Linked DNA regions of Homo sapiens: region 2 is linked to region 1. Evidence: chromatin loops called from intact Hi-C (ENCODE). Cell type or tissue: dorsolateral prefrontal cortex. All regions are shown on one strand. Links, peaks and the distances in the headings refer to the core of each region. The heading gives the core; the rest is flanking DNA.

Region 1 (5,385 bases), core at 201-5,200:
TGTTAGCAAAGATTCTGAGATTACCCGGTTCTGTCCTAAAACCTGTCTAAGGAGCTATTAAGGAGGAAAGGCTTTGAGCTATTTTCTCCTGCCATTTTAGGGTGTATAGAATGGCAGGGTGTGTACAATATTTATAACTTTTTTGATGGCTCAGTTATTATGTCAAGCCCAAGAAAATACAAGATGGGGCAGGCTGCTGTCCATTCAAACAAAACTGTGGGTCTGTGTGACTGACTACCCTTGCTCACCTGATAGGCCTAAGTAGAAAAAGCTTATTTTTCAGTGAGGGAAACTCATGCCTGGAAAAATGCTGTATAAATGTGATGAAATTCAGACTGCTGTGGTCAACATTTATTTAATTTCAAGCTTCTGCAACAGTACAGATGGATTTGTGTTGAATAGGAATGATGGTCTTTGAAAACTTACATAAGAAATTATTGACTTGATTTTTTTAAAATACTGCCTTCTATTTCATCCTATCAATGCTCCCTGTGTTTCCTGCAAATTGTTCATGATCTCAGCAAACTGGTTGGACTAGGCCAGCATTCCAAACTGAAGTAGATCGAAGTAGGTGTCATTCATAGACTTATAGGAGACTTGGAGAAGTTCAAGAGAGCTCTCTTTGTTTTGCTAGTGGTATCCAGAGTAAATGAAAATACTATCAACCTTGTCTTTCTTCCTGGTCAACTTTATGCTGAGGGAATACTAAGAACCATAACACGTGTTGGGCTGTTGTGCTATAAGGGGAGAAGCATCAAGGATTGGAGGTTAAAAAATAAGGCATGTTAGAGTCCAGGCCCCATCCAATTTGGAATTTTTTTTTTATAATAATGGCATAGGTACCTCTTCAGCCTCTGCTTGAACACATGCAACAATGGGGAGCTCACCACCACTGAAGAGAGCTCCTTCCTCCATTTTATACAACCGTGACTACTAGCAAGTTCTTCCTTATTTGTGGCAGAAATCTATCTTCCTTAAAATTTCACTCATGATCCCGTTTACACCCTCTGGCATGAAAGAGAACAAATCTAATCTCATCTTTACATGGTAGCCTGTTAGCTCTCTGAAGGCAACTCTTATAGGGTGCCCATGAGTCTGCCTTTCTCAGTGTTTAATGTACTTCTGCCATTCCACATGCCACCTGGGGCATGGACTCAGTGATCAGTGTGATCCCTCACACACAGCCAGGACTAAGTTCGACAGCCTCCATCTGATTTGAGTGGTAAAGAGCAGAGCAGAGGCGTGACTCGCTTTCTGCATCACACATCTTTCAGTGTAGTTCAGGATCATCAGGGTAAGTTTCCTGTCACCTGTGTCACCATACTGACCCAACTCCTTAAGCCAGGACTCTCCCATCCTCTTCTTACAAAGTTGATTTTTTTAATCCTGATACAGGATTTGACATCTATTTTTGTTAAATCTTTCTGCATTTAACACATAATATCAGCCTGGGTCATCATTTGGGATCCTGATTCTATCTCCTGGAGTAGCTCACCAGTTGCCACTCACATCTTTTCTAAGACAGAGAGACAAGTTAAGTGTGACAGAGTAGGCGACGGAAGGCTGGGTCACATCACCAGACACTTCTCTTTGAGCTGCAGTTAACATTGATCCATCAAGCAGCTACTCATTGCTCAATTTTACTGTCTCCAGACCTCATTTTTTCGTATCATTCAAAGAGTGACCTAAAGATGTCAGCTGACATACTGAAATCCTGGGATGCTATTTCTGCTGCATTCTCTGAGCTGTAATCCCATCAAAACCAGAAATGAAGTTATTTTGGCATGACTTGTTCCTAATGAAGCTTGAATCATCTGCCACTTTCCTGTCTAGGTTCTGAGTGGGTGATGGTTTGTTTGCCAAGCTCAGAAAGATCAAGTATACAATTCAGATGGAGGTGGTGTTGAAAGACTTTGTTTTACTCACCAAGAGCATCAGAACATTCAGAGAGCGGGTGGAAAGGTTTTTTAAGTGCCACCTAAACATTCAAATTTAGTGACAGGGAAAATGTCAGAGAAAAGAATGCTCCATTATGTGTATTCATTATAAAAATTAAAAGAAAACTTTAAAAAAATCATTCACTACAATTCTTGGGAGAATGGCTGAAAAGATTGGGATATTATTAAAAACCAGAAATGGAAGCTGGATATTAGGGAAAAAACAAAAACTTTGAATCCCTGAAGCCCACAGTGCTGCAAATCTCTATTACAGAGAAAGCAAGTTGAACAAAAACGCAGTAGGAGGCAGCCTCTTTCAGGCAAGGCCAGCGATCCAGGGCCAGCGTCCCTAGGAGAAATATGCCCACAAGGATTCTGGACAATGGAATGAGCTTGTAAACCCCACAGGAAAAAAAAAAAAAAAACTCAGACTTTAACACACATACCGAAAAAAGCCATCCTTACAGAGCTCCCCCATCCATGGCCCAGGCACTAACAGCCCATCCCCTCCACAGGCAGGGGGCTGAGTTCAGTTCGCCGCCGCCACTATCAGTCTCCCCAGCTTTGTCTTTCCATTCTCTGGTCTCTGCCTTTCTCAGATGCAAGGCTTAAGAAAGCCTTACAAGTCCGGCTATAACAGGGCCAGGGAGCACGTGGGCAGCAGCCCACACCCGCATCCCTCCAGCCCCACACTGTCTTCCCACAGCTGTACTTTGGTTTCTCAAGCTTCTTTCCAGCATCAGAAATGACTGAGTCCTGAAAAATGCCACTGTGGAGTGATTGTTGGCTCCCTTCCTCCTAGCCCTGGTGTCTGCCTGCTCGTCCACAACCATTGGCAGCTGTTGGAAGGGGCTTTCAGTTGCCTTGCTTCTCACTGAACTGCTTTAACACCAGTTTCCTAAGAGCTCAGCTACACAGAAAAGGTGAGAGAAAAATGGCAGAAGAGTTACAGAAATCCCCTTTGTTTGAGTATTCCGATTTTCCCCCCATTTTGCAGGGAAACAGCCTCTGACAAAAGCTGCAGAGCCCCTGCCCAGCTGAGGCCCTCTGGAGCTAACCAGTTCAGATGATCTCATGTGTCTGCCCCAGGGGCAGCCCTGTGTCACTCTCAGGGACATGACCCAGGAGTGCCGGATGGACGGATGTCTGTGCATTGTTAATGTGAGAATCTTAGTGTCCCGCCCCCACTGGACTGCTGCCACCTCCCCACAGCATCTGGAGTTGTGAACTAGACAGAGAGGAGATGGCCTGTCACCACAGAGGCTGGAAGCTGCCGCCAGGGCCCCCTGAGGCCACCCACAAAACCCAGACTCCCACCAGCCCCGCCAGCAGATGAGAATCCCAGGTGGCCACCTCAGTTGTTTACTTCCCTGCAAAGGATTGAGAACCACAGTAGATGCTTGGAAACTTCTGTGCTCTCCTAAACATTAATCCGTTAATTCTCACTAGCCCCAGGAAAGATAGCAGTGCTGCCACTGCTGTTGTTGACTGATGATTAATGCTTCGTGTCTCCAACACTTTGCTACCTGTTAGTACTTCACCCCTGCAAGCACCCACCGCCCACCACACGGAAGTAACTCACAGTCCTATCCCTGGAAAATAGGAAAGGCACGGCCAAATGTCTCCTGCCCGAGGACTCAGCCAGGATAATTGTTTGGGTTCCCAGTGTTTCCCAGAATAGGAATATGTACAGCATAACCTAAAAGTGAAATGACTTCAGGTGGTATATGGAGAATTTTTTTCAAAATAATTGTGTTTATCTTAATATGTATTGCAGAAAGTATGATTCGTGTGTTAAACTTGAGATTTTGCAGATATTGCTTAGGACAAGTTTCTTTTTAAACTATATTTAAAGAAGAAAATGAGTTGCAATTAGAGAAAATATTACAATTCTAACAGTGGGTCCTAAGTACCTGTAGTTTGGGAAACAAACCATAATTCAGTACTTTTTCAGTCCACCAGCCCTGTCTGTTTTGTATAATCTCTACTCAAAGAAAACCACAGTGGCATCTTGTCAGGAGCACCTATTATCCTAAATTGTGTATAGAATATAGGAATAGGCTTTTAGGGTTCAGTACCTGTAGATGAACACACTTGTGTCTGCTTCTTTCACTCACCTATTCTTGGTTATCTGATATATTTTTTCCAAAATATCCTAGCTCTTCTGCTTGGATTCCCTAAGCATCTGTCCAGCCTCCTCACCTATTTCTGTAGCCCTCTTTATGGTGAGGGTAGAGAATGACATTCTAGCTTACTAGTGCTTTGTGTGGCATTACTTGTTTAGGACTAATTTAGATAATTTACAATAATCCTCTCGTTTCTCTGTGACCATATCTTCCCTCCTTTTCTCTTTTCTTGTGTTTCAGTTCAATGAAGTTATTTAAAAGGTCTGTCTGTTTGACTTTTGTGGACATCTTGTAATTGTAGATATTCTCCTACAGAATGGATGTGGAGGGCAGTGGGCTTGATATTAATAACCCCGCTTTCTGTTACTAAATTGTAGTTTATGGAGAGGACATGGTGGGAGAGAGGACAGGTCCATTGAGCCTGATTTAAACGAGCCTTGAATGCCATGCTTGAAGGGCTTAGGTTTTATTCTGCAAGAAGCAAAGAGATAAAGTCACTGTCATCAGGAAGGTCAGTCAGGCACCTATACAAAGGAAGGATCGGGGAAGAAAGAGACAACAGCCAGGTTGTTGCAACGGACTAAGCAAGGAGTAATAAGACCATGAAATAAGCATGTGTGTTATCCCCTATAACTGTATAACCATTCTAACAAAGTGGCTCTAACACATTTTCTTTTCCCCACTCCTGCTAGAATATGTTTTCCATTTTGATTACTCTTACATGTTTCAATACCGCTAAGTAGCCTTTTCTGTGATGATGGAAATGTTCTTCTGCACTGGCCAATATGGTAGCCAGTAGCCACGTGTGTGACTAAGGAACTGACTTTTTTATTTTATTTATTTATTTTTTGGACGGAGTTTCACTCTTGTCACCCAGGCTGGAGTGCAATGGCGTGATCTCGGCTCACCGCAACCTCTGCCTCCTGGGTTCAAGTGATTCTCCTGCCTCAGCCTCCCGAGTAGCTGGGACTACAGATGCCTGCCACCACACCCGGCTAATTTTTGTATTTTTAGTAGAGACAGCGTTTCACCACATTGGCCAGGCTGGTCTCGAACTCCTGACCTCAGGTGATCTGCCTGCCTCTGCCTCCCAGAGTGCTGTAATTACAGGCATGAGCCACCACGCCTGGCTATTTTACTTAATTTTAATTAGACAACATGTGACAACCCTATTGGACAGTGCAGGACTGGAGTACAAGTTCCAAGTGTCATGCCTGCCTTTTCACAGAGCTGAGCACATAGTAGGTACTCAATAAATATGATGGAATGAATAAATACAAAGAAGCACTATAAAACAGAAGCAAGGATGATGTCCTATTCAA
Region 2 (5,385 bases), core at 185-5,184, 57 kb before region 1:
CCCCCCACCTTTATTAATTTGAAACGTGTTGTGTACATCTGTTGATGTCGTTTCTTTCCTGAAGGACTCACTCTCATGGGTTCCAGCCTGCACAACATGCTGTGATAAGATGCTCACCCAGAAAAGTGCTTAGTTACCAAGACGCCTGAAGTAGGCTGACACACCTTGCACACAAGCCAAGCAGTGGAAACTGCTCCACAGAGTCATGCGGTCTGCTTTGTCCTCAATAATTTAGGATGCAGGCTTTTCTGCGCATGTAAGGGAAAAGTCTGGATTAGCCATCTAGACATGGAAAAAAATTAATTCTGTGCCCTTTCATCCCTGTGTTTATTATCTATTTGTCCAGTCTCTGTAGAGTCAGATGTTATCAACCTGATAACAGTTTCCTTCCTGAGCATAAACTTGCTTATTCATTCATTCAGCCCACATAAGCTTACTCCCTGGTGATCTCATCCAGTCTTGTGGCTTTTAAATACCATCTGCATACTAATGGCTCCCAAATTTATCTCTCTAGAATCAGGCTGTGTTCAGTTGCTTACCTCCACAGGGCTGTCTAATCAACTCCTCAAAGTTGTCATATCCAAAACCAACACTTGTTCTGCCCTCATCCCCCATACCTGATCCTCCTCTGGGGTTTCCTCTTTCAATAAATGACACCCCCATTCATCTGGTCACTTAAGCTGAAATCCTTGGTGCCATCGTTAACTCTTTCCGTTCTCTCACCCCACATCCAATCCACTAGCAAATCCCGTCAGCTCCACCTGTCAAATCCAGGCACTTTGTCACCACTTTTCTGCTCCTTCCATAGTTCAGTCCATCATCATGCTTACCAGGACTGCTGCAGGAGCCTCCTAACATGCTTTCTTGCTTCCAGTCTGACCCTACAGCAACCCATTTTCCATATGGAAGCCAAAGGAATCTTTTAAAGTGTAAATCAGATCCTATCACTTGCCTACTCTGGCTTCTCATAACACTTAGAGTAAAACCCAAACTCCTACCTCGAACTGCATGCCCTTCACTTCCTGACTACCTCTGCAGCTTTCGCTGGCCACTATCCTCCATGCACTCTGGCCTTTTGAGTCATCAGAGCATCAAGCCTACTCCTGCTGTAGGGCCATTGAACCAGCTGTTTATTTCTGCCAGGAAGGCTCTTTTCCCAGATATCTGCATGGTTTACTCCCTCACTTCATTTAGAATCTGCCTAAATGAGATCTTCCACGACTGCAGTATTTAAAACAGGACCTCACCGCCCACATCCTTCACTGCTCTTGCCCTGCCTTATTTTTTTCCTCTACAGCACATTATTGTAGATTCATTCGTTTGTGTGTATATTGCCCTTTTCTCCAATGGAATGAAGGCTCCATGACAAGCACAACTTTGCTTTGTTCATTGCTATATCCTCAGGTACCTAGAACAGTACATGGCATCATGTGTTATACATGGTAGACACTCCATCAATATTGATGGAATGAATGAAAACACTTATTGAGTAGCCATCTTTGTTTCAGGCATTGTGCTCCAGGGAAAAAAGAAGAAAAAAGCATGACTTCTGTCCTTGGGGAACTTAACCAGGTGACAGAGACAGACACATAAGCAATTTTGTGAGACTGAGATGGCTGGGAGGCTGGAAAGCTCCAGCATGAATCTCCCAACTGTGCCTGCAGGAGTCAGAAAGGTAACCAAAGGAGCTGACATTTGAGATTATTCTTGAAGGATGAGCAGGTGTTTGCCAGACAGAGAAGAGTAGGCAGGACACTTTGGGTGGAAACGGAACATGCAACAGCATGGAGCTGTGATAGGACAAAGGTCAGTGACACTTGAATATAACCAACTTATGGGAGAGGTGAATGAGATGAGTGTCTTAGTTTGTTTTCTGTTGCTGTAAGTTAATATCTGAAACTGAGTAATTTGAAAAGAAAGAAAGGGAGTGAGGGAGGAGAGAGAGGAAGGGAGGGAGGAAGGGAGGGAGGGAGAGAGGAAGGGAAGAAAGGAAAGGAAAGGGGGAAGAGGAAAAGGAAAGGTAAGGTATTTTCTTCCAGTTCTGGAGGCTGGCATCACATGGTGAGGGAGGTTATGAGACATGGCCAAAATGGCTTTTATAAAGACCCACTCCTGTTATAACAGACTCACTCCCTCATTAATCCATTAATGAAGACAGAACCCTCATGACCCAATCACCTCCTAAAGGTCCCACCTCTCAACACTGCTGTCGCAAGGATTAAGTTGCCAACACATGAACTTTTGGGGGACACATTCAAACCATAACAGTGAGCTTGGATAGATGAACTACCAGGAAGCAACAATTTATTTCAACCCCAGCCCCCAAACATGATCCTCCCCTGGAGTTTTCCCTTACAGTAAATGACACCCTCATTCATGTAATTGCAGAAGCTGAAATTCTCAAAGTTACCCTTAACTCTTTTCATTCTCTCTCACCCCACATCCAGTCCATTAGCAAATCCTATCAACTGTACCTCTCTGTACCTTTGAAATTCATGCCAAATCAGGCCGTGGTTGCCACTCTTATGCTTCCTCACTAGTCCAAGCCATCATCATCACTCACCTAGACTGTTACAAGAGCTACCCAACAAGCCTTTCTACATCTCTTCTGACCCATATTCTATGCAAAAACAAATATTGTTATTGTGAACTGCTTTTAAGTTGGAAGAGCAACTTAGGTCAGTATAAATTAAATGAATGCCTATTAAAGATTATAGGTATGTATGTTTTGAGCAGAAGAAGGGAAATTATTTTATGTGAAAGTTTGTATCTCTTTATGGTTTGTATGACTTGTCCTTATGTTTCTGTGATATTGTATATGTGAGTATGTGTTTTTATGTGCTCATGTGTGGTTTCCTTACTGATGGAAAGACAGAGACCCCTTCATGTTTATTCTCACAGTAGCCCACACTGTGCCTGGTGCACCTGGTCAATACACCATGAATGGCAGCAAAAGGATTATTCTTGGCTGGGCACAGTGGTCGTGCCTGTAATTCCAGCACTTTGGGAGGCCGAGGTGAGTGGATGAGCCCAGGAGTTCAGTCAATACCAGCCTGGGCAACATGGCCAAACCCTGTCTCTACCAAAAAAAAAAAATACAAAAAACTAGCTGAGTGCAGTGTCCCGTACCCATAGTCCCAGCTATTCGGGAAGCTGAGGAGGGAGAACTGCTTGAGCCCAAAAGGCGGAGGTTGCAGTGACCCATGATTGCGCCACTGCACTCCAGCCTGGGTGACAGAGCAAGACCCTGTCTCAAAAAAATAAAAATAAAAAGAATTATTCTTCACCCTACAACAGACTTACTGCTGGGTTCCTTTAGTGGTCTTTTCTAACATCTTTTTAAATGATCAGTTTCCCATAGTTTATTTATATGCAATGTTTAGGTAAGTATCTGTGTCAGTGTGTCAGTGTGTTTTTAGCAGAATCCAGGAGCTGCAGCTTAAAGCAGTGGTCAGAAGAGAAGCCGTGGCCTAAAATATTTATTTTGGCAAATAAGAAAAATAGAAATAAATGAATTAAGTGTCTAACTCAAAACGTTAGAAAAGAATAATAAAACAAACTTAAAATATAGCAGGAAGGAAATAAAAGTATATCAAAAAATCCTGAATTCAAAAACTGAAAAATTGAAGAATTAATAAATGCAAAAGCATGTTGTTTGAAAACCTCAACACAATCAAGGAAACTTTAGCTGACTTGATTAATAAAATAGAGGAAATAATAAAAATAAGGTAAATAAAAGATTACAAAGGAATCATAAAGCCTGTTTTACTCAACTTTTTACAGATAAATTTAAAAATCCATAATTGTCTAAGAAAATATAATTTAGTCACTGACTTCTAAAGAGCAGGATAATCCATCAGACCAACCACCATAGAAGAACACAATTGTAAAATTCTAAATAAAATATTAGCAAACAGAGCCTAGCACCATTTTGAAAGAACAGTGTACCATAACCAAATGAGGTTCATTCCAGGAGTGATAAATATTGGAAAAATCTTTTAATATAATTTATCATATTAATAGATCTTTAAGGAACACTTATTTGATCATGTTCATAGATGCTGCAAAGGCATTGATGTAATTCAACATCTATTTTCATTAAAAACCACTTTATAAAATCAGAAGTGATGGATACCTCCTTAACATAAAATTATTATTATATATATTATTTATTATAAAATTAGCATCACGCTTTAGTAGATGTAGTGTTTATGGGATTGCAGAGTCAAATTAGCTACCATTTGGCCCAGCAGTCCCATTACTGGGTGTATGCCCAAAGGAATATACCCAGTAATAGGGAAACACCAGAAGCCATGTCAGAAACAATGAAGACAAGGGCGCCCATTGTTATTTCTTTAACATTGTTCTGAACGTACTTAGCCTGTGCAGTACAAGAGAAAGAAAGTAGAAGTGTAAAAAGTCAAAAGGACGAGGTTAAACTAATGTTTGTTATTTGCAGATGATATGATTGCACACTTGGATAGTATGCTTTCTTCTGTGAATCAGCTGGAAGATGGTGGTAACAATAACAACCCATTATGTACTAATGGATTATGTAAAACTAAACATTCTTCATATATGTGATCAACAGCTGATTAGAAGATATAATGGAAGTTAATATCCTATTTACAATAGCAAAAAAGAAAAGTTCAAATAAAATATATACACATGTGTATATATATATATGTAATGTGTATAAATATAGGAATTGAACTCAAGAACTCCTTAAGATGTAAATCTTTATTCTTGTAAATAAATGAAACTGTTTTAAAATCCTCCTGAGATGAAGAGAAAAAACAAAGATGTGAATAAATGGAAAGACAATCCATGTCCTTGGACAGAAAACCTCAACATCACAAATTTAATGTGAATGCAGTAAAAATACCAACAGAATATTTTGTAACCAAACAAGCTGATGCTGAAGTTCATGTAAAAAAAAAAAATCAAAAATAGCCAAGAATAAAAAGAGAGAAAATTGCTCTTTAGATATTAAAATATACTACAAACGTACTCATATATTTGAATTGGCATTAATGGGCAAGTCAGTGGCACCTTATAGAGTCCAGAAATAATCTCAAATACATTTGAAATTTTAGTTTACATTAAGGAAGCATCTCAAATCAGTGTGATAAAAAAGGATGTTCAATAAATGGTGCTGGGACAATTAAATAGCCTTCTGGGAAAAAGAAAGTTTGGTGGTTCATATTTACACCAAGATAAATCCTAAATGGTTCCAAAACTTACTTGGGAAAAAAATTTAACCGTAAAAGTTCTAAAAGGATTCAGGAGAAAATTGTTTATAAGTTGGGAAGGCCTTTCAAAGTATGACAAAAATCCAGAAACCACAAAGGGAAAGTCATAAAATGAATTCAATGACACAAAAAT

Evidence for each region. A loop is a pair of places that touch in the nucleus more often than their neighbours do. Peaks named below come from ENCODE experiments on the same cell type or tissue, not always from the same donor. Only the 100,000 strongest peaks of a DNase experiment are listed, where the experiment ranks them.
Region 2: a loop joins it to region 1, with 2.5 times the contacts of the local background. A loop is called at or near these places in 2 of 110 quality-filtered maps.

The regions. Positions count from the first base shown.
Region 1 is chr6:89,983,197-89,988,581 of GRCh38, reverse strand. The region is part of intron 6 of BACH2 (BACH transcriptional regulator 2); the gene reads left to right. Among named protein-coding and RNA genes, the nearest start is that of GJA10, 91 kb to the right of the region's middle. In dorsolateral prefrontal cortex, for the core only: a CTCF peak has its summit at 3,171; DNase peaks (open chromatin) are centred at 2,287, 2,731 and 3,101; H3K4me3 peaks cover 1,528 bases; H3K27ac peaks cover 2,261 bases.
Region 2 is chr6:90,040,080-90,045,464 of GRCh38, reverse strand. All of the region lies in intron 5 of BACH2 (BACH transcriptional regulator 2), which reads left to right. Among named protein-coding and RNA genes, the nearest start is that of GJA10, 150 kb to the right of the region's middle. In dorsolateral prefrontal cortex, for the core only: no CTCF peak of the experiment used is centred there; no DNase peak of the experiment used is centred there; H3K4me3 peaks cover 366 bases; H3K27ac peaks cover 2,038 bases.